Linked DNA regions of Mus musculus: regions 2 and 3 are each linked to region 1. A link is a loop called in an ENCODE intact Hi-C map of the cell type or tissue named here. Cell type or tissue: heart. All regions are shown on one strand. Region 1 holds the start of Serp2 (stress-associated endoplasmic reticulum protein family member 2). Region 2 has its middle 34 kb from the start of 4930431P22Rik. Region 3 overlaps 1700105F02Rik (a long non-coding RNA gene).

Region 1 (8,000 bases):
AAGAAAGGCCATTTGTTATCAATGCCTGATTTGTCTGCTACACTTATCAAGCATCCCAGATGTGTAGGTGGGGTTGTTCTCACCTGTATTAGAGTTCTTGTGTGCTTACCAACAAACCCTGGGCAATAGAAGCAAAGGAGGAACGGATGGATTTCAGGTAGCAGAGGAATAACTGTTGGGGACTCACCACCATGGCTGCAGGAAGCCTGTTGCCAGCACCAAGAGGAAGTTTTAAATGCCCCCCCCTCTCTTTTTTATCACTGGATCAAGAATTCAAGTTTGAAATGGGAGTATTTAATAACTGGTCCTAGCTGTCAGGGATTGAGAGACCAAATGTATTTCCTTATGCTCTGTAGTGGGAGGGAACATCCCAAGAATCACATAGTAGGGGAGGTTCACACATACTCTGCTGCAGAAAAATGTCAGGCATCCTCTACATCACAGCTCAACAGGACAGCATCTGGGTCCTTGGATGAAGCATCGTTTCTTTTTAAGATGGGTAAAACCCAGTCTCTCATAAATCCAGTGGGGGCAGATTTCAGTTTCATGTGCATTGGCTTGTTAGGAATTCTTCTGTAAAGGCTAAAATTCAAAGTTAAATACCCATAAGGCTTTAGAGGTTGTAGTTGAACACAGCATGGTGCTGACACTTGACAAAAATTCCTGCTGGCAGCACGGACAAATCCAAGGAACTCAACTCTTATCAACGTCTCCCCAAAGTGCAGAACAGCTCCACACTTGGCTCCTTCTGAGCCCAGTTGTTACTGTGGAGTCGATGCTGGGATCCAGCTCCTGACAGAGCACCTAGGTTATGGGAGCCGCTGCAGCTTCTGGCTTAAGGGAGGCTGGAGGCGGAGCACAGAAAGAAGAGCATCCATGAAAAGAGGGGACAACTTTCCACGGCCAGTCATGAGGCTCCTTGGGCAATAAGCAGAAATGAGATCAGTTATGGCGCTGGCCTGACTCAACAGGACAAAGGCGGGGTGGGGGAGGGGTAAAGCAAGGGAAGGGACAGTCACAATAGGACGTTTTCTCATTCCAGAACCAGGAACTCCACTGACAGAAATTATACAAATTTCACTAGCAAGAACCTAATTCCACTGTAGTGATAGAGCAAAGCCCTGCAATTTCATACTCAGCAGGACTTTCTGACAAATGAGAAAGGGGGACTGCTTCAACACTGGCAAGCAAAGTTTGGAGTGGACACCAGCCAAGTGACCCCTAATTCAACTCAGCTCGGATATGGATGCCATAAACCAGGAGGTATCGTTCAACCCCACAGGTTAAGGCCTCAGTCTCTAAGCCTGCCCTGCTTCAGATGCCAGATCCCAGTCAGTATAATCTGTGCATCTAAAGCAACAGGGGACAGACTGGGGCTCCCATGGTTCAATGCGATCTGATTAATATGATGGTTCGTTTGATTATGAACCTGACATGGCCTAGAATTATCTCGAAGACAAACCACTGGAAGTCTGTGAGAGACTTTCTAGATTTGGTTAACTGAAGTGGTAAATATCCAACCTAACTGTGGGCACCACCATTCCATGGGCTATGATTCCAGACACAAATAGAGGAGAAACCCCACAGACAGTTGCATTGTTCATTGTTTCTTTCCCAGATGTTGTGACCACCTTCCTCAAACTCCTGCTGCCAGGACAGCCCGCCATGATGAATTATCCTTCAACTGTGAGCCCAGACAAACCCTTCTTTCTAATGTCTTCGGGTATTTGGTTGTAGCAATAAGAGTAACTACAACAAGCAGTTTGCTAGAATGTTTCAGCGAGCTCAGGAAAACACTGAGCATATGTTATAAAGGTTTCACAAAGCAGCAGACTGAAGAGGAACAAAGGTCAGGGTTAAGGGGATCAGGCCAGAGTTTCCACACCTTCTGGGAGCCTACCCACGCTTGGCCACCCAGTGGCTCACTCAATGAAATCTTTTAGGGATTCTATAAAGTCTTTATTATTCTGATGTGGTTGATTGCTTCATTGGCCTGGTAATCAACTCAACTCTTGGCCCTCCTTCCTTCCCTAGAGGTTGAGAACAGGACCAAAAGTCTTGTTTTTCTTGTAGAGTAGGGTCTTCATATACAGCCTAGGCTGGACTTCAACTAGAGATTCCCCTGTGTTGGCCTCCAAAATATAGGAGTCGATAGTCATCACCATCCTCTGCTTCTGTTTGGACTTCTGAAGGGACTCTACAAATAGGCAGGTTGATGACAGATATGTGGGTAGGTACACAGACAGACAGACAGGCAGGCAGGCAGTAGAAAATGTGGGAGTGGAGGACTTTTCACTGGACTTTTTACTGTGGACAGGTCCTCAATTTAATAAAAACTAATTCAAAATGTCATAAAGTAGAAATTAAAGGAGTAAGATTGTTCCCTAACACACAGAAAACAACGAACAAGAAATAATAATCTTTCCTCAATACGGTTGGCTGCCTCTGTGGAGCGAGGAACACCCTGCTTCCAGTCCAGAAGTGGAAACTACCTATCAGCCTCACTTCTCTGAATGTCCCCTAGAGCCTGGGCTCTGGTCAGCTTCGGTGAGAATTTACCCTGCTTCTGCCCAGTTACTGAAATAAGTGAGGGACAGGCAGAAGCACCTGTGGGTCTTATACAATAGCCCCCCCTGCTCAGGAAACACTTCCCCTACTTAAACGCCAGTGGTGGTCTGTCGTTGGTCCTCTGAGGCGGCGACACGAACGACACAGACACCAAGTTGGGTTCAAGCAGCAACTTTACTCAGGCTTTTTCTTTTACAGCTCTCTTCCCCAGCAGCTTCTTCTTAGGGCAAGGGCTAAAACAACTCCTATTACAACAGCTTCTCTTCTAGTACTTCTACTCACGGCAAGGGCTAAAACTCCTCTCTTCACTATTTGCACAGACTCACCTCCTTCTAGCTCCACCCCACCTCATCCAATCAGAATTCACACACGCTCCAGGCACGAGCTCAGGTCGTTCACAGATAGGCTGACAGGTCCTGACCACAAGGAACAGTCCAGCCTGGCAGGCAGCCCACGCATGCAGCCTCACTGTGCATGCTCTGGCAAGGCAGTAAACAAGTGGGTTTCACGGGTCCTGCAGCCGCACCGCTCCCCACAGTGGTCCTTAAAATCAGGGACCAGAATAGGTCAGACTTAAGTGGTCCTGTGATGTTGGTGGCTGCTCATACTGTTAATGAAGCCAGTAGCTGCTCATTCAAGTGAAGAGATTTCTAACCAGTTGATAGAAGGGTATATTGGCTGGTTTTGTCTAACTTGACCCAAGCTGGAGTCTTCAGAGTGGAAGGAGCCTCCGTTGAGAAATGAGACTATGAGCTCCAGCTGTAAGGCATATTCTTAATTACAGATTGAAGGGGAGGCCCCAGCCCATTGTGGGTGGTGCCATCCCTGAGCAGGTGGGCCCAGATTCTATTAGAAAGCAGGTTGAGCAAGCCAGAAAAAGTAAGCCAGTCAGCAGCACCCTCCACAGCCTCTGCATCAGCTCCTGCTTCCAGGTTTCTGCCCTGCTTGAGTTTCATCCCAACAGAAACTCTAAGATAAACCGTATCCTAAAGAGCTCTTCCTAGCTTTCTACCCACATAAGAAATTCTACCCATACCAGAGCCTATTGAAGCATCCTCCAGGCACAGATAGATAGGATCAGAGATGCATCCGACATATCTGGTCTACACAGCTCTCACTCCTTACCCTTGAGTGCTATTTTGTATTGTCCTAACCCTGGACCACCTCTTCCCACTTCTCCAGATGTCCCTCCTGAGCTCCAAGGAGCCATATTTGTTGAGGAAAGATAAGCGGTTCAGCCCCCACTCCTCCCCTAGCTAAATCTCGGGGTCAGCATCTGGATATTCAAATATTGATTTTTGTCCTTTCACTGCAGAGAAACTCCCAATGCTGTCTGGGAGCTCACACTTAGTACCCCATAGAACAGGGATGCCTGAAGGTCCAAGATGCCCCAAGACAGTAGTGGTGGTGGGGCAGTGGGGGATAAGAGTCCAAGCCTGGTCAACACTTTGGTTATGGGCAGTGGCCATCCATTCTTCCTGTACTGTAGGCTCATGAACCCTTTGCCCTCTATGCACTCAGTGGTTTCTGGGGCAATCTGCTAGTGTGATGACCACCACTGCCAAGGTGAGGTCTGGTCCAACTCCACCCTCATCCACATTTTTCAGGGACCAGAAAGAGGCTTCTTGGCTCTTCGTCCCATGTCACAAAGGGTCTCTTTTTGCACAACCCAACTTGCCAAGTGGGGTTTCCTCAGACACCTAAAGGGCAGGTTCTTTTGGGGTGTTTCCCAACAGTACTACCCAAACCTGGCCAGGCTCAGCTCTGAGACTCAGCGCTCGATGCCTAGGGTCTAGCCTTCAGCTTGAAGCACCAGCGCCCCAATCCCTGCCTGTCCCGAGGTGGTCAGGAAACAGTCAGAGGTCACCAGGCTGGGTGCGGCTGCGTCCCCACCCCCCACGCACGCACAAACGCCGGGTCGCCCGAACCCTATGCCCCGCAGCGTTCGATCTCAGGACCCGGACACCCCGGGCCACGGTGCCCTTGGGCTTGGCGCGCGGCGCTGTGTCAGCGCCCGCCTCTCGCTTCCCGCCTCCTGCCTCGGTGGCCGCGCAGGGTAGGTAGCTGGGGGGACCGGAAGGATGGCGAGGAAGTCGGAGAGGGTTTCCTGAGATGAGAGATTACTTCCGTCCGCGCGCTGGCCTCTCTCTGGAGCCGGCTGGCTGGGGCTCCGGGAGCGGGGTGCGCGGGGCTCGGCCGTGCCTTGCCACCTGCAGCGCCCGGGCAAGCCGCGGGGCGCTGCGGCTACGGCTCACCCCGGCCATCGTTGCAGGTGGGAGTCGAGAGCATCCCCAAGCGCCCAAGCCATGGTGGCCAAACAGCGGATCCGGATGGCTAACGAGAAGCACAGCAAAAACATCACCCAGAGGGGAAACGTAGCCAAAACCCTGGTAAGGCGGGGGCGGCGCCGGCCGGGCCGAGCTGGCAGGACCCGCGGGGCGGAGCGGGGCGGGGCGGGCGGGCCGTGGGCTCGGAGCCAGGCCTCCCGGCCCCTCCTCCGGGGTCCCGCAGGCTGGGGGACCCAGCGGGGCTCTGGGGGGCGCAGACTGCTCTGCTTTCTCGTGGGCGGAGAGGGCTCTGGTTGGTGGAGACTCCCCAAGAGAAGGAGCCATCGTCCTTGAAAAAGGCTAAAAGCTGCATCTTAGGGGCCAGTGAAGCCAACTGGGCTGGGAGCCTACTAAGTGAATGAATGAACGAAAGGATGAACGAATGATAGAATGCCACTTATCCACAGCTTCCAGGCTCCGCCCCTGGACTCTCTCCCCACCCCCATGCTAAGATTTTTCTTTCCACCCTTTTTGTGATCGTCTGTCTCTTCTCCCTGTGTGTGTGTGTGTGTGTGTGTGTGTGTGTGTGTGTGTGTACATATATATTATATATATGGTATAAAAGTAGGGCGTGAGATTCCGAGCTACATTTCTCTTCACCCTCCTCTTTCTCTTGCAAACTGAAGCCGCCTCAGCCAAAGCTGAGTGCATCGTTACTGCCTATAATTCACCGTATGGATTCTGGCGCATTATGATGCTGTAACTGTAGCGACCAGCTTAGTGCCCGAGGTTCTTTGCTCCCAGACTGTGTATTAAAGCTTTACCCCTGGAATCTTAAGTAAACTGTGTACCTTAAGTGCAGAGATTTCCTTTAGGAAACCAAGTTATCTGCTCCAGAAAATGTCAGGCCTGTGACTTTGAACCATCCAAGGCTTGTGTGGGTTTGCATCGTTGCGAAGAACTGGTTTGCAAAGGCGCCTGGAATCTATTAGCCCATACGATTATGGGGAAGTCCAGCCGAAGCTTGGGTTTGTCTGGAAACGCAGACTTGATGAGGCAATGCCTTTTAGCAAAGAAATTATGTTGGTTTGATTAACTGAGGGGAAAAGCTGGCTGTGTAGTCATCACACCGGAATTCTTGTTAAACCAAGCAGAATTGTGGCAGAGAAGCCATGGCGTCAAACTACTCAGAGCTTTGTACACAGCCCCAGGCTGAGGTAACCCTTAAAATTCCTTCTTTTGGGGAACTAGAGCATTTAGCTATGATTGGAGGGGACAAAATGCCAAGGCGCCATAGAATGGGAACCATATTTTTCGCAGGAATCTGTTTCCCCTATGAGGTTTTATTACTGGGTCAGGGCAGGGAGCCACTGCCCAAGTTGGCATTAAAGGCAATTATTTTATGCTCAAAGTAGATCATTTCTTCCTTCTCAAGGTGGCAGACCTATTTGCTGACATAGTGGAATAAGCAGCTGTGGCTCTTTCTAATGAACGAAGGAATCTGAGTTCAGATGTAAAATGAAGCCGGGCAGTGGTATTGCACGCCTTTAATCCCAGCACTTTGGAGGCAGAGGCAGGCAGATTTCTGAGTTCGAGGCCAGCCTGGACTACAAAGTGAGTTCCAGTACAGCCAGGGCTACACAGAGAAATCCCATCTCGAAAAAACAAAAAACAAAAGAGATGTAAAATGATCTCAGTTGACAGCTTATGTGAGGGCGAGGGCAAGGACACCAAGAACTAATTTGCAGGGCTATTTTCTCCATCAGCCTCTGTGAACTTGAGAGAATGTTGAGGGCCTAAAACAAAGCAAAAAAAAAAAAAAAATTGTTGGCTTCAAAATAAGAAAAGAAGATGGTAAACCGCCGTGGAGTGGATATAACTCACCATCTGCAATCCAACTCAACATTTCCAGCTACATTTAAATTATATTTAATGTATGGCATAAGTGCACTTGACAGGTTCTGCTATACCATGGATGGCCCTCCTCAGCAGTGCCTGGCGCCTCTGAGGACCTGTAATTGACCAGACTTAATTCTGTAATGAAAGGCTTCAAAACCATGCCCCAATAGATGTTTGTTTTCAGTTGTTTTGAAGGGTCTTTCGGTTAGCCGTATTGTAAGTGTATCGGCATCCAAAAAGAAAATAAAATTTCTCTCTGTAAATCCTGAATCTTGTTGTTTTAATTACAAGTCCAACATGGTTATACTCTGGTAGAAGTTGCTAGGTTATTTCTCTGTCAGTGAAGGGAGCCAATTCAAGTCAGATTAGATTTGATTAAAGGCAGGCTTACTCAGAAGGTGTTCTTGGGCGAGTTCACTGGCCCCACAGAAGGAGGCTACGGAAGTCACCATGGGGTGGTGGGGAGAGGAAGGGTGCACACAGAAGAAAGAGAGGGAAACAGAGAGAGGGGAAACCAAAATGTGTGGATAATATATAGGGAAGAGCCTCTGGGAGAAGGACAGCCCTGGCCCAACCTCTGGGCTGGCAGGGTTGGGGGCAGGTTATGCCAGGTAGGGATTGAAGGATGCTGGGAGACCTGGAGGCCAGGTCTGCTTTGATATGTAAAACATGCTCCTCAGTCCCTTGTCCCCTTCTGAGGCCAAACAGGAGTAACTAATTCTGGATAGACTTAAGTAAATGGGAACAGTTTTGCAAGTTCCAGTTGAAAAACCAAGCTCACTGTCAGCCTCTGTCACTGTATGTGGGCAGATTAGCTAATGGCTTTGGGTAAATGAATGTTTTTCTCCCAGATAGCAGATTGAGACAAGAAACAGAAATGGCAGGGCTGTTTGGGGATTGGACAGTAGAAAATCCTCCACAGTGAAATGGACTTCAGATTGTAGGGTTCTGAGCTGCCCAGCAAGGGTTTTATCAAAGAAAAAGACAGCCCTTCATGTGTTGGGCCCTCATGTCTGAGGTGAGCCTTGCTCTTTACAGAATCGCTGTAGAAAATCTTTTCCTCTGTCTTTTGCAGCAGTATAATGGTGCTTGTGTGACTTGTCCCAGTGGGGTTGTACTGGTACCCTTTCCAGGAAAAATTATGACTCTCTGAAGGGGATGTACTGGTGTTATGATCAGCCGGGTGTTCCAGAGCTCTGAAAGCCCACAACTAATTTCCATTCACTGGGGCATGTCATCCAAAAGGGTTTTGTATTACATACACCG
Region 2 (8,000 bases), 170 kb before region 1:
CTCATGAAAGACGCCTTGAGAAAGTTAAGATATTTATCCTATTGATGAACAAACACGTTTTGAGGGTGTGTTGTTTGTAAGATGCTAAACTGAGGATAGGAACACAACCACACTCCTATTAGCATCACTACATCGATATTTGCATTTTTTTTTTTTTTAGTTTAAGTCTGAATTATAAGTAGCTTTTACTCCTTCGTCAACTGAGTTGTCTGTTCTTTTCTCAATGATTATATCATAGCTTCTCCTTTGTAGTACATATTAAATAGACTTTTCCCAAGGTTAGGAGTTTATTATTTGTGTAGCCCAGGCTGATCTAGAACTAGCAATCCTCCAGCCTCAAACCACCCAAGTGCCAAGATTATACATATATGCTACCAGGTCCACCTTTTCATTTTAATTAAAAATAGATAAATAAAACAGGGCCAGCAAGATGGCTCGACAGGTGAAGGCATTGGCCACCAAGTGTGGGGGTCTGCTCTGATTTCCATCCCCGGTGTCCCCATGGTGGAAGGACAGAAAACGACTCCTCCAAGTTGTCCTCCAACAGCCACAAGCTCAGGGTGACACAGGAGCACACCTCCAAACCCCGCCCACCCAGTCCACCCCCACAGAAGCGACCTGTTTTAAAGCTGCATTCAGGCTATCTTGATTAAACTTTAAAGAGCCACCCTTTGTATTTACATGCACTTGTAAGAAATAACCCTTTCCCCAGTTTCCTCTGATGACAACATCCTGTGAAACTGTGTCACAGCCAAGCTACTGGTGGGATCCCTGGTTGTTGCTCTAGCCACACCTTCTCAACTCCTCTCTCCCCAAAATTGGTGACCACGGAAACCACCAATCCGGCTTCAATTCCTGTACATTTGTCATTTCAAGACAATGTTGTGGAGATGAAACTGCATGGTATGTAATTTGGGGTTTGGTTTTTTTTCCCCCACTCTGTGTAGTCCTGGAGACTAATGGAGGTTGAATCTTTAGTTTTGTCTGTTTACTACGGAGCTCAGTTTTGTGTCCTGAGTGCAGCTTCCTTTGCTTATCAGTTCACCCATGGATGTTGCCATGAGATTCTTGTTTATTTTGCTACACGGAGAGGTGATGTCTCAGCGTGCCTGATTCTCATTTCTCTAGTGGCTGCTGATGTGGACACCTTCATAATTGTTCGTTGTCCTTTGTACATTCTTCTGGGGGCAATGTCCTCCTGTCTCTTTTGTCTGTTTTTGGTTTTGGTTTTGTTTTTTGTTTTGTTTTGTTTTGTTTTGTTTTTGACACAACATTTAAGTTCTATGCAGTTCAGTTTTGAGGCTTTAGATATCAGTCATTTTTCAGATGTGAGTTTTGTAAATAGTTTCTCCCATTATGTAACTTGTCCTCTAAGGGTGAAGTTCTTCATTTTGCAATTAGTAACGATGGAGGGCTCTACATAGGTATTGAGGGCATCTGATGTGGCAGCCCCGTGGATCAGCTGTTCAAGGTGACAATTGATTTCCTCCTTAGTGAGGAACCCAACAGAGACAGAGACAGCATGGGTGCAAAATAAAAGCCATGCTGTCTTCTTTTTCATTTCTTTTTATCTTAAAACTCTCTCTCTCTCTCTCTCTCTCTCTCTCTCTCTGTGTGTGTGTGTGTGTGTGTGTGTGTGTGTGTGTGTGTGTGTGTGTTGTGGCTTTGTGTGTATAAATGCAGTACCCACAGAGACAAGAGAGAGCACTGGATCCCTAAAGCTGGAGCTACAGGGAGCTGTTAGCACCCAACACGGATGCTAGGAACCAAAGCCAGGTCCTCTGGAAGAACAGTAAGCATTGTTACAGCAGAGTGCCCCTCCAGCCCCCACAGAGCCATGCATGACCTAAAGCTCAGAGGCGACATATCATTTCATTGTAGTCTTACAGAGACTACAAAGGCCACAGACAGGCTCTGACATCAGATGGGAGGGGACAGCACAGCATGCGCATGCCAAGAGCGAAGCCCTCCTGGCCTGGGCTAACAGTCACTGACTTCAGATCTAAACAACAACAACAACAATTTATAATATATAATATATATAATATATATAAAATGTTAAAACCTATCAAAACCATATAATTGACATGTGTAGATATCTTTATAAGTTTTCAAAAAATTTTGTCTTTTTGCTTGTTCTCATTTTGTTTGGTTTGTAAGCATTTTTCTAAGCATTCATAAAGCACCCATCTTTTAAAATGTTTATTTTCTTAGCGTATGTTTGTGTTCTAGGATCCAACTCAGGTGGTCAGGTTTGGCAGCAAGCTCCTTTACCCTCTGAGCCATCTCGCTGGCCCTATTTTCTTTCCTTTCTGTTCTAAGGGGTAAAGAATAACCTATAGCCCTTACACTTTCTTATACCACTGGTAATTTCTTGAGTTTGGAAGCTTTAATTCTTTTTAAGGTGTTTTTATTGGCTCTGCGCCTAAAGTTAACTTGTATATTTAGAATGGTATCCAGTATTTTAGGCAGTATTGGCTTTTTTCTCTGCTACATATGATTAAGAAATTAGTTATTCAAGTTTCTCCCACTGTCATCTCCATCTCAGTGTGGCCGTTATTTTTACATCTTCACATTTTTCTTTTCCTTTCCTTGAGGCTCAGTCCAGGGTAGCAATCCTGATGTCCCTGATCCCAAGAGGCCATTAAGGAGTCGACCTGAAAGTAAATCTTCACACAGGACCCTTGTGTGGTCTTTGTTGGCTTGTCTGAGTTGATCCAGCTGTGCGGAACATAGCTGTCTTAGTTAGGGTTTTATTGCTGTGAACAGACACCATGACCAAGACAACTCTTATAAGGACAACATTTTATTGGGGCTGGCTTACAGGTTCAGAGGTTCAGTCCATTATCATCAAAGTGGAAATATGGCAACATCCAGGCAGGCATGGTGGAGGAGGAACTAAGAGTTCTACATCTTCATCTGAAGGCTGCTAGCAGAATACTGACTTCTAGGCAGCTAGGATGAGGGTCTTAAAACCCCCACCCACAGTGACACACCTACTCCAACAGGGCCACACCTTCTAATAGATCCACTCCCTAAGCCAGTGTATATAAACCATAACAATAGCTAACTCCTCTTTCACAAGATGGCAGTGGGGACCATCCTGCTGAGTTTTCCCTTTAATCTCCATAGACACTGGCATGGCAGGAAGAGGCTTGTCACATACAACACAGGGCACAGATTTAAACGTAATTTCATATGCCAGTGAATTTTGTAATATATAAAAATCTCAGGTACACACAACCAAGTGACTCATTACTCATTCGAGATGGGGAAGGTAACTGAGCATCCTGTGTCTGTCCTTGCTACATTGGACTCCTAGACAAGTGGGAGCTGAGCACACCCTTACCAGCAGGAACAGAAGCTTCCATAGGCCCTGCAAGGAAGCCCTGACAAAAATCAACCCATCAGGAAGTCCCATGGAACCCAGCCGTGCCAAGGGCATCCCCTGGGAAGATGTCTCATTTAAGAGGAAATTTCCCAGAGCTGACCTGGATTGCCATATGTGTAGCCCCCAAAGTTCCCCATGCACAACCAACTGCAACCAACTCTACAATCCTCTCCTTATATATACACAGTGTGCCTTCAGTGCGCTTGTACGTGCAGCTGTCTCCAACTGATCCAGGTTTCCATTTACTAAGTGCCTGTAACTTGACTGAGAACCCTGTGTCCCCAGTCCTTATCTTCAACAGCCACCCCCCTGGGGGAAATGTCATTTACTATTGTTGTAAAATAACAATGACCCAGATAAAGAAACTAAACTTCAAGAACTCCCCATTGACCAAGAAACTCACCAAAGACAGTTGCCAAGACCCTATCACTAATGACAGTTAAGAAGGTCCTTTCTAAACATGGACTGTTCCCAGAAGACCTTTGGAGGGGCCCCTGCCTTGCACTCTCTTCATCCAAGACTTCTTCTAGTCTCTCCTCCCACCCACAGTCATCTTCTCATCTCCACAGGAACTCTTAAGAAAGTGGATCATACAATAGAGAGAAGGTGGGGACAGTCCCTCCAGCAAGATGGTACCAGGGAGCCACTGGGATTTGCTGACAACCACGGAGATCCATACATTTGTCCGTAGAAATAACACGTTGTGCTGTAAGATAGATAACTCCCTCACTGTCTGAAGAGGCAAAGGAGTGGTGGTTTGCCAGCAGAGAAACCTGCTCAGCCTTGTAATACAATTTATATTGGCAGATGTGATTTGAGTTCAACCCATTGGCTTGGAAGCGGGCTTGCATGATTCATACCTTGGAGGCTGTGTCTATCCTGAAGCCCATGAGTCTGGCTCTGTGCCCCTGTCTCACTTGAGACTGCACGCTTTTGTTTGGTTTTGTTTTTTGGTTTGGTTTGGTTTGGTTTGGTTTGGTTTGGTTTGGTTTGGTTTGGTTTTTAGAGACAGGGTTTCTCTGTATAGCCCTGGCTGTCCTGGAACTCACTCTGTAGACCAGGCTGAGACTGCACATTCAACGTGGGCAGGCGTCTCTCCTTTTGTTGATTCCCGTTTCCTGTAAGCATTTGAACACAACCTTGGCCAGAGCTGAGCTTGCTAAAGCATCTTGCTAATCCCGGAAGGTGACCCAGGGAACCCATTGCTGTCTGAATCATTTCGATCTGTGCAAGAGATTTTTGCAGTCACTTGCAATCATTATTGTTGCTGAGCTGAGAGGATCCAGAAAATCAGAAGGAAAACAGAACATCTAAGCATCCGGGAGCCCGGGGCCTAAAAATATCAGCTGGCTTGGGTGGAGCTTTAGTTAGTTTCTGAGAAAGTCCTCGGGTCCTAAGGCCCTTGGGTGGAGGATGGCTTCAATCTCATTATGGTGATTGGGAAGGAGGGACATCAGAGCCTCAAACATACCCTGAGAAGACAGGCATTCCTCCCAAATAGAATGTGGATTGTTTAGGCGAATGTCCTTGCCAGGTGGCATTTCCATTTGAGTCTGTTCTGCTGGGGCAGGGGGGGGGGGTCATGGACATGGACACAAAATCGCCCTCCCATCTCTCAGGTTCGGAAGAAAGCTCCCCTTTGCAGGCTGGAAAGCCATTCTCAGCTTTGGGAGTGATATAAAGCATGCCATTGTCAAGGCTGGGCCTGAGAACATCGCGCTCTCAGCCTTACTGGCTTGGCGAGTGTCAAAGGAGTCTAACAGGGCTGCCTACCATGAATCCCATCCTTCTGGTCGGCCCAGCTGGGCCCTCACCCCCTCACCCCCAGTTCCACTCACTATTCGAATGCTGTAAAATTTGTTCCAGGACAAGCTATGATTCTTGCTCATTTTAGACTTGGCAATGCTACAAATGTTTACATTTCCTTTTTATTAAATCTCTCTTTGTCCCTCTGTCTCTATCTCTCTCTCTGTCTCTTTGTCTCTCTGTGTGTATGTGCACACATGTGCACGCACGCACACACAAGACCACGGGCATGGAGAAAATATGAAGGTCAGAGAAAACCTTGGTAGCAGTCCTCACATCGTTTGAGAAAGGGTGTCCCACTCTGAACTAGCTGACCTGTGAACTTCGGGGTTTCTCCTGTTCCTGCCTTCCATCTCTCCATTAGGGAAACTAGAATTAAAGCTAAGCTACCACTCCAGGCTGCTAGTTGGGTTCTGGAGATTTACTCATGTCCTCACATCTGCACGGCAAGTGTGCTGCCCACTAAGCCATCTCTCCACCCTTCCTTGTCACTGTTTTTAACAAAGAAAAGTCTGATTGTTGTAAGATCTTAAGCAAGCAGCCTCATCTGACACCCTCAAGCAGAAGAGAGGAATGGTCGGTTTGCAAGACTAGAGGAGATAAATTCATGAAACTCGGCCACTGAGCAAGTCACTAATTGCTTTGTGGGCCCCAGAGGCCCTGGCGCCCCATGCTTGGCTCTGACACCTGTCACCATTCCTTTGTGGACCCAGGGGAGGCAGTCTACTCCTGTTAATCCCTTGCCTTAGGGCTTGTGCCTACTGTCCTAACCATGAGGTTTTTACTTCTTCACTTTGATGCAGATGAGGAATGTGATAACTGTCATGTGGAATTGAAAAAAAGAAAAAACAAAAACCAGAGAAATGTGGGTAAACAGCATTCTTTAACAATCCATAGGATGCGAGGAATGTTGTGCTGGTACCTTTTCTCCATTTGTCTTGAGGAGACCTAGATGTGCACATACACATACGTGTGACATGTGACATGTGCATGTGAGCTTGATGACATCAGAGGAATCTCTTTTTTTTCCTTTTTGCAATTTGTTTCATTATTAATTTTTTTCTCTTAAAAAAATACCTTTTGCTAGAACATTCTGTCTAGAAACTTCCAAAGGAAAACACTCAAGCCCATAATAGAGAACAGAAATTATATAAAAAAGCATCTCCTCTGAAGGCAGAGATAATGAGATTTTGAATTGCTGTACGTTCTTGGAGACTCATTTGGAGCAAGTGGCTTTTACAAGGCTGAACCCTCCTGTCTACCTAACCTTCGGGAAATGGCTTTGTAAGTAGCATTGAGCCTACTTCCCAAGATGATTGAGAGTACAAAGGAAAAGAGAAATACACAAAATGCACAGCAAAGAGCCTGGCTGGTGTTAGATGTCTCCGGATAGAAATAACTAATAGCAAAATTTAGCTTCTCTATGGCCACTGTCTGTTGTCTAAATGACATTTCTGAGTCTGCACCACACCCCTTGGAAGGCTGAAGTTATAGCCACATTAGTATGGAAGTTTGGGCCTTGTATGGTTCAACCTGAGGACCACAGCCGCAGTTGGTAGAAGCAGAGACAGGGTTTGAACCTGCCTTCTGTGCTGCCTTCTGTGTGCTAGATGGAAGGTTTACATTATTCTCATTGGCTTGCAGAATTTTTAAACATTTCTACCTAGTACTCATCATTTCAAGATTAAGAGAGATTTGGTTTATATGTACAAATTTGATATTTCTGGGCACCCCTGTGTTCTCACGTGGCCATGATGGCCGCGGCTATTGATGTCTGACACCTTTGGACAGACTGGAGTTTGAGGAGGTCCCTGTCAATCCTCCTAGGCATACATTCTTGTCTCCCTGGGAAGCCAGACACATGAGACATCGTGCTGTCTCCCAGTGCCTTCTCATCCATCTCCCTCACTGAGTTTATGAGTTTGTTGGGCAATGACCCGATATCCAGATACGCTCCCTTTGTTGAACAAAATCCCTTGTTTACCACTTCATCTCTTGAATTCTACTCATTTCTGCTTGCGGCAACTCTCAGCAGCAATTAATGACAGACCAGACCAATGCTGTGGGATTCCTCCAGGGCCCTGATGCTTCCCTTGTGCTGGGAACTCTGGAAAGCCCCAGAAACATCCCTGAGTCTGATACTCTATCATCAGTTAGGCTTGCTCTATTTCATGCTACGCTCCCATGACTGCCCTGTACATCCCGCCTTACCTCAGATCCACCTCCAAGGATGATTGAGTCAGCTCCTACCTTATCCCTCTAGTGTGTCCATGACTGCCTAACCTTTACTAAACCTTTCTCCATAGTCAATGGCAGCTTCCAGTTGGAGATCTATGGAATTACATAGGACCCCCCGCTTCAAAGGGCCCCTCATTTGGCTCGGAGCTCTGATACTGCATCTTTAAAATCTCTACTTTTGAAGCAAGAACCTCTTTTTTATTTTTCTGTGGGGCCAGGAAGTACGTAATGGGTCTTACTCATGTTCTAATTCGAGAAGTTTTAATAGCTCCTAACGTCAGCAGGATTTTGTTTATGTGCTCTAGTAGGTTCAAGTCTGGGCTATGCGTGCTCAGGAAACGGATTCATGAGAAAGCAGAGCCCACAGTTGCTGAGAGCAGTCAAGTGGGGAGATCTGGCCTGCTGAAGCTAGCATGACAGGTCTGCGCCACAGCTCTATTCTAGAGCTTTCTGAAGTCGAACTGACCTCACAGTTCATGCCTGTTCTCATTACCAGTCTCCTGTAGCTGGGAACAGTCACCTCCCCTGTTATGTTAGCCAATCCTGCCTACTTTATTAGGCCTGC
Region 3 (8,000 bases), 100 kb before region 1:
CTGTGGCCAAAAAAAAAAATCAGGCCCCTTGAGGTCATTGTATAGCAAGGAGGAGGCACACAAAGGGTTACTGTAATAAGTGGACCCCCAATTTCTACCAGCATTACAGGCTTAAGATTACCCCTGCCTCTGCCAGGCGGTGGTGGCGCACACCTTTAATCCCAGCCCTTGGGAGGCAGAGGCAGGCGGATTTCTGAGTTCAAGGCCAGCCTGGTCTACAGAGTGAGTTCCAGGACAGACAGGACTACACAGAGAAACCCTGTCTCAAGAAAACCAACAACAACCCCCCCCCCCAAAAAAAAAAAAAGATTACCCCTGACTCTCAGCTTCCACCAGACACCCTACAGCCGTTCTCTCTTTCCTCCCCTGGGAGTTCATAGCCCATAGCATCTTGAAGAGAGAAACAGAAACAGAGTAGTCCTTCTGATGAGTGAGAATCTCAAACTGGTTTGACATTTTATTTTCCTGGTGGCTGAGGATATTGAACACCTTTTAAGCATTTGTAGTTCTTCTGTTGAGAACTCCAGTCAAATTTTGTAGCCCACTTTGGACTGAGCATTCTGTTTTCTTGGTGTTTAGTTTAGTGTGTATTCTGGTTACTAACCATGTATCAGATTGATAACTGAGCAAAGGCTTCTCCCCCAGTCTGTGGGCTGCCTCTTTACTTGACTGTCCACACCCTTTGCTGTACAAAGGCCTTTTAATTCCACTCTCTTTGGGCTACTCCTTGATTCCATAGCAATGGGGGTCCTATTCAGAAAGTCCTGCTTTATGCCTAGATCTTAATTGCGTACTTCCTAGTAATTCTCCAGTAGTTTCAGATTTTCAGGTCTTAACTCTTACCCGTCCTTTAACAAGCATTGCTCTCAGTACATGGCTCAGAACTTAACTTTGAACTGACTATCTATGAAACCTTACCATGAATTTAAGAATGACACGAATTCCCTGTGCCCAACCTAGGTCCAGATACACCAGAAGAATGTCTGTTTGCCCCCCAAAGGTGGGATTTCAGCAGAGGTTCTTCTTAATGTCTCCATCCCGTCCTCACAGAAACTGCAGAAAATCACACACACACACACACACACACACACACACACACACACACACACACACCAGACTTACTGCTTAGCAAGCGTGGAAGACACAACTCTAGTGTCAACCCCACACTCCAACATGCATATATATATTCAAGATTTGGTGGCCTGAGCATGAAATGGGACAACACAGAGCATACATAGGCATTAAGGTACCTAAAGAGGTCCATTCTCTCCTTGTCTACTAGAATCAGGACACAAGTTCATAGACATGAATAAACTTGAAACCATATCCAAGTGTGCTACCTCTTCGAGCCTCAGAATGGCTCTGAGAAATAGGGCTGACAGTTTCCTTTGAGGTGAGCATTCCCAACAGGCTAAATAGTCACCTTGCTCAAAGTCAACCAGAAAGAATGTGAGAACCCACACAGGAAGCGGTTTGCCCAGCTCCTGGGTACAGTGGCTCCTTTACAGTAATGGTGCCTCTGGGCAGAAACATCCTAAGTGGAAAAAGTACTCATAACTAATGTATTCCTTGACTCCTACCCAAATCAAGAAAGAAAGCAGTGTTATCATGTCAGTGGAACAAAAGGTCAAATTGATGCTTTGCCCAAAGTCACATAAACCCTGCCTGGGTGAATTCTTAAACGGGTGATCCGTTCCTACCCTAACCCGATGTCTGTCTTTCTATGAGGCTTGTACCTTCTCTGTTGTCGTTTACCTGCCCCAAACATCATCCCACAGAAATGTTGCTTAGCACTGAATACATATCTGCTATGTGCTGGGCACAGCTTCTTTCCAACATAAAAGTGGGTGAGACACGTCTGTAATGGGGCCCAGGCACTAGAGAGGAAAGCAAGCTTCTTAACGAATGCCATGCTGAACGCAGCTCACGCTGGATACAGGAGGGCGCCGGGGCTTTGGAAAGATTCACTCTACCTGCCTAGGAGGGGGTGCTGGGAATCCTGTGTGGCTTCCACAAGGGATACTGAAGCTGTCCATAGAGTTTACAGTACACAGATGTAAATTTCTGCACCAGGCAAAAGCTCAGAGGACAACAACACTCTCGCCTTCTGCAGTTTTTCCAGTGAAAATTACAAATGTACCAGCGGCGAACGAGAAGGCTCAGCCACGCCACTGACTTTCTCTGTCCTTCACACCTTAATTGAATTTGTCCTGAGTCATCTCTACAACCCTTGGTGATTTTTGGAACCACAACAGGTAACAGTCCTCGGCAACCAAGTTGTTTATCTAAAGCTATCCCGGAATCTGTGCCACGGCTGCCAAGGAATCCTGCGCAAGGAAGATGAAAAAAAGCCAAATTTAGTAGCAGATGACAGGCCTGAGGTCCGAGCGCTTCTGAGAAGCTTGAGAAACACCCCCTCTCCTGTTTATTCAAAATCTAAATCTCCTTGACCTATAAGAAGCTGCTGCAGTGCATGCGCAACGTGGACTGGCTGTTTCCTGTGGCTTTAAGGAGTGTAGACCTGACTGCCTTGCAGCAGCCCTGGGGAACGCCAAGCTGCTCGGGGTTGTGTAAATGACTGGGATCATCATTTTCCTGAATCAGGCTCCCACAAAAACAACACAGTGATGAAAGAGAGCAACTGGACACGTTGGCATGGTATCCAGCCCTGGGGATTCTTACACAGGTGGCCTGCCACGTAAGGACCCAAACCAGACAGACAGAAGGTCTGGGACCACGACCACAGAAACGCTTTTCTGACGTGTTTTCTTTTTTTTTTTTTCTTTCCATTTTTTATTAGGTATTTAGCGCATTTACATTTCCAATGCTATACCAAAAGTCCCCCATACCCACCCACCCCCACTCCCCTACCCGCCCACTCCCCCTTTTTGGCCCTGGCGTTCCCCTGTTCTGGGGCATATAAAGTTTGACGTGTTTTCTTAACAGGACACCACAGTCCAAGAGACAGGGGGAGGTGACACAAGGAGAATGACAGGATTTTTTTCCCTCACTCAGGAAGACCGACCAGAAAGCCGCCCCTAGTCTGTGACCTCCAAAGATGTAGAAGAGTATTTCAGGTAGCGAGGCTAGTAAGCTTGCCATCCACCTATGGGCTAGCATCCACTGAAGAATGCTCTGTATTCTGAGGTTTTAAAAATCACGTGCTCAGAGATATCCCCTGCCAGCCTTCACTCCTGACCTCTAGAAGGGACCACTGCCCTGTTCTCACCGTCTTACTGGCCTTCCAAAAGCATTGCCCACGCAGACCAGACCAGTTATCTAATTTCCTTCTGCTCAGCCCCCAGGAGCTATTTTGGGCTTGGTCTGTGTGTGTCCTCCACTTTCCTGCCAGGACTGACTCAGCCCCTCTCCTCTCCTGGGACTCTTTTCTTTAAAAAAAAAAAAAAAAAAAAAAAACAAAAAAACCTTTGAAAGATGCTGCATGCTTCCTCTAGGGCAGCACGTGGTGCCTGACTCAACTTGGCGTGCTGCCAGGAAGTTTCAAGTACCACCCTGCAGGCCAGCAGAAGGGGTAGGGAGGGAAGGCAGCGCCACAGCATCAGCATCTATAGTTCAAGCCCCTCTCTTGCTTACCTACCTACCGCAGCTCTGTTGTGAGACCTGTGAGGGTCTACATGCAGCAGGCCGAGTGTCTACATGCAGCAGGCCGAGTGTCTAAGCCTTGGCTTTCCCTTTTCTCCACCCATAATGCACCTGCCTTTGTCTAATTCCTGCTGGTCTCATCTTGATCCCCAGCACAGCCTAAACACTCTTCTCTGGTTCTCCAACCCACCCAACAGAACTGACCCTCCTTACTTGTCTGTCTCCCATCTCATCTCCTCCTGCTACACTGTCTCTATATGGCTAACTCAACCCTGTGCTTTGAGGGCTCCCGCATCCCATATGCTTTTTATATATAGAATTTGATTTGATTGTGTTATCCAAGTAAAGTGTTAAGAGGGCAAGATAAAAGAAGAGGAGGGGGGTTGAAGAAGAGGGACTTAAAAGCCTTTGGTTAGTGGAAATTGAGAAGCCCCTCCAAATTACCATGCCTGACTTTGTGAATTAGCATCAGGCTGATGATGAATCAGCTCGAAACAATGGCTGCATCTCTAACCTCTGCTGCCTAGAAAAAGCCGCCCAAGGCCAGCAGCTCCCTGGGCCAAGTAGGTAAAATCAGTGTGAGGATGGGAGCCAGATATTAAACAGCAGGGAGTGATGGTGTCATGGAAACACAGTGTAGACAGCCTCGCCCAGCAAAACACTCAAATTCAAATTTAAACACACTCAGAGCCAGCGTAAAGCTCGGGTCAGAGTCAAACAGCTAGATCTGCCAACACGGTGCTCTGCATTGTCAGTAGAAAGGCTCCGGTTCCCCTTTTCTACATTTGACATGTTAAATGGAGTGCAGTTATAGAGCATAGATAGATAGAGCATCATTCTGACTACGTTGAGCTACAATCCATCATGTTTCTGTGGATGAAGATATCACAGTCTCCAGTTCTAAATGTGAGGAATGCCACAGAGGTGTATTTTTGGTGAACAAAGAGGCTATGGGATCAACATCTGAGGCTTGGAACCTCACTGGGGAGGCAAGAGAAAACTCCCAGCACAAGCAGATTGTTATCTTACCATATCTCAAAGTCACAATTATCCCACCTCTCTCAACACTTCAGCCCAGCCAAAATGCCTACAGGTGATGCGTCCCCCGCCCCCACCTCTTAGACCACGGTCTGAACACATCACCTTTACCAGGCTTTCTCTGTCAGCCTTGTCTCTTCTTTTTCTACTCCATCCCAAATGCTACCTGAGGACTGTGTGCTTCCCAGGGCAGTGCTTGCCCACCCTAGATTGCAACTGTGATATGTATTGGCACCAGAGTGGCAAAAGCAGGACCGAATCTGATTCATCAAAAGCTGCCTGGTTCGACACACATGCTCATTTGTTGGCATTGCATAAATAAACAAAGGAAAGGAAGGAAGGAAGGAAGGAAGGAAGGAAGGAAGGAAGGAAGGAAGGAGGGAAGGAGGGAAGGAGGGAAGGAGGGAAGGAGGGAAGGAAGGAAGAGAAGAAGCAGCAGCAAGATTTCAGGTAAACTGCTGGCCAGGCCTCCTCAGGTCACATCACACATAGTCTTCTCAAAGGGCAGAGACAAACTTTCAGTCAGAAATTCTCAAGCCTGAGTGTTTTATGCACATTTAATCTGCACAATAACCTCCATAATGTAAATTCTGCCATATTTGTTTTCTCTCTCTCTCTCTCTCTCTCTCTCTCTCCTCTCCTCCCCTCCCCTCCCCTCTCCTCTCCTTTCCCTGTGTGTCTCTCTCTTGCTCTCTCTCCCTGCCTTCCTCCCACTTTCCTTCCCTCCCTCTATTCCTTCCTTGCTGTCTTCTTCCCTTTCTTTCTTTTTTGAGCCAGGGTCTATGTGTGCCAGGCTAGCCTCTAACTCGCTGTGTAGCCAGTGATGACTTGGAACTCCCAATACTCCTGCCTTCACCTCCCAAGTGGGATTACAGACATGCACTGCCACACCCAGTTTCTGCAGTGCTAATGATTGAACCCAGGGCTTCCTGCATACTAGGCAAGCATCTTCCGAAACACACACACACACACACACACACACACACACACACACACACACACACACCAGGATCCAAGACATGGAATCAGTTTCCTGACAATCCACAGCTAGTAAGTAGCTGAATCCTCAGCTCCAACCAGTGTCCCTAGACTGTAATACCTCTTTCTACCACCCAAAGATAGGCAATGGTTGGGACCTCCCAACCATTAGTGAGTGGTCACCCCCTGGATCAGACTCTGGCTTATAGCCATTCAGATTAGAAGTTGGCCTTCCTCTTTCAGTGGAAGCTTGTGTTCACCAGACTAAAGTCTGTGATCACCAAAGTTTCTTCACATTCACCTGCCATCTCAGATGAATATCCCTGGTCACCTGTTGTCATCAGCACATTATACTATCATTGAAAAACAACCCCAAGCTACATCTTAAATCCATTTGGAGTTGCTTGGTAATATAAGTACAAGGAGGAGGGAGAGAGAGACTGAGAAAGCCAAGTCATGCACAACCAACTCCTAAAATACCCTATCTTGTAAAAGTGTAATCATGACACACATTAGTAGAGAGAACAAGTCGGAGAAACTTCTCTGGCACTTGTACTGTACAAAATTATTGATTGATCTTATTCTCAAAGTCACGTAGCATTAAGTGACAAGGAGTTTATCACAGTGTGAGTCAACCATTCCCTATCCAGTTTCTATTTTAGCATTGCAGCCTAAAATGACGCAAAATAACCACGCCATTCCGAAATTAATCTCAAATCAAATTTTCATCCAGGAAAGGAGGGGTAATTATAAGCTCACACCCTAAACATCTACCAGTCTTCACGACATCAGCTCAAGTTTTATGAAACCCTGAGATTGCCGCATGGCAAGGGCCCAGGCTACTCACACTAGCTAAAGCATGCACTGAGCCCTTTCCACCAAAACACATGAAGAAAGCGACCAGACCTTTCCAGACCCCAGGAGCTGCCCAGTAATACAGGAGAATAAACACAGGCTTCCATGTGGTTGAACCTGCAGGCAGTGCTTAGAGAATACAGTTCCAGGCATGGCTCTGTTGCTTAAAACTCTACTGAGCTAGAGAAGAGTGTTATGTCTACTATCAGAGAGCAGACTTGTAAAGAGACAGGCAACACCCAGGACCAACCCCAGGGGCCAAGAAATGTACAAGAAGCACATGAACTATAGCCATCAGATTCCCTATCAACTGCCCATTGATAGAAACAAAAGAAAACCCTTTGAATGAGGGAAATAGCCATATATAGGGGGTAAGCCACAATCCCAGAAAGAGCCTGTCTTCAAATGAAACATTAATCTTTCTGGTTTTGCCTTTCAAAGACCCCTCCCCACGCCCCACTCCCAAATGCTCCATTAGTTTTCTCCCTCTCTTTTTCTCTCCTGTGACCTCACGGTCCTTTTGAAGTTCAGGGACACCAGGTTGCTGCCTGTTCTGTGGCTGCTATTAAAGTGACACGGAGCTAAGTGACAGAAGCTAGCTGTGGTTGGTCACAGACTACATGACTGGCTCTCTATGCTGCACTGTCATTCTTGTCCCATTGGATACTCCATGTGTTTGGGGTGCTTGTTTGTTTGTCTTTACATTTTGTTTCTGGAGGCTTCTCTTAGAATTTCATCACACTCGACAACTGCGTCACATTCAGTCCATGTTAAAAAAACAAAAAACAAAAAAAGAAAAAAAAACATCAAATCAGTCTTACGTCTAGAAACAGTCTTCATCTCTGCCTAAGTGTTCTTTTTCTTTAGCATTTTTCCTACTTATTCATAGAATTCCCATCCCCGCACTTACATTTCCCAATAAAGCCGCTTCCCTGAGGGCAGACCTAGCTCAGAAGAGCAGAAGGCACTGGCTTCCTCAGTGTGGTTTCCTCCTTCCTTCTGAGCAAAGCATGAAGAGAATGCCCCCTACTATTCATCAAGAATGTAGTTGGGCCCCTGGGGTTAAACACATTATCCTCCTATGGAGTCCCTCTGAAAATATTTTGAGTCATGTGTGTGTCATGAATGTTTGTATAAACATACACGTGTGTACATGTATGTATGTATACGGATGCATGTATAGGCCAAAGGCTGACACTGGGTCTTTCCCTCAATTGCCCTCTGTCGCTTTTAAAGAGTCTTTCACTGAACCTGGACCTCATCGGTTCAGTTTGGCCAGCTGGCCAGTGCCCTCTGGAGTCCCCTGTTTCAGTGCTTATAGCCCTGGGCTTACAATAACACACCATATCTAGCTTTAACAAAGGTGGTCCTCACAGTTGCATAGCAAGCACTTCACTGCTGACTAAACTATGTCTCTATTCCCTACCTCCTAGGCTAGAAGGGTTTGTGTGTGTGTTTGTTTGTTTGTTTGGTGGTAGTGGTGGTGGTGGTGATCTATGGAGAAGCATAGTAAGGGTTTTAGTTAG

What was found. Peaks named below come from ENCODE experiments on the same cell type or tissue, not always from the same donor. Only the 100,000 strongest peaks of a DNase experiment are listed, where the experiment ranks them.
Region 2: it touches region 1 in a loop (1.8-fold over the local background); 2 of 42 quality-filtered maps call a loop at or near these places.
Region 3: a loop joins it to region 1, with 1.8 times the contacts of the local background. A loop is called at or near these places in 4 of 42 quality-filtered maps.

Annotation. Positions count from the first base shown.
Region 1 is chr14:76,553,389-76,561,388 of GRCm38, reverse strand. It overlaps Serp2 (stress-associated endoplasmic reticulum protein family member 2), which reads left to right and starts at 4,702. Exons shown (of 3, transcript NM_001160326.1): 1 at 4,702-4,958. The coding sequence starts at 4,875. In heart, a CTCF peak has its summit at 4,813; DNase peaks (open chromatin) are centred at 2,988, 4,908 and 5,038; H3K4me3 peaks cover 1,723 bases; H3K27ac peaks cover 2,418 bases.
Region 2 is chr14:76,721,696-76,729,695 of GRCm38, reverse strand. No RefSeq gene overlaps it. Among named protein-coding and RNA genes, the nearest start is that of 4930431P22Rik, 34 kb to the left of the region's middle. In heart, no CTCF peak of the experiment used is centred here; DNase peaks (open chromatin) are centred at 3,555, 4,325, 4,695 and 7,794; H3K27ac peaks cover 1,532 bases.
Region 3 is chr14:76,653,800-76,661,799 of GRCm38, reverse strand. The region is part of intron 2 of 1700105F02Rik (a long non-coding RNA gene); the gene reads left to right. Among named protein-coding and RNA genes, the nearest start is that of 1700108F19Rik, 20 kb to the left of the region's middle. In heart, a CTCF peak has its summit at 3,489; DNase peaks (open chromatin) are centred at 3,399 and 4,149; H3K27ac peaks cover 2,043 bases.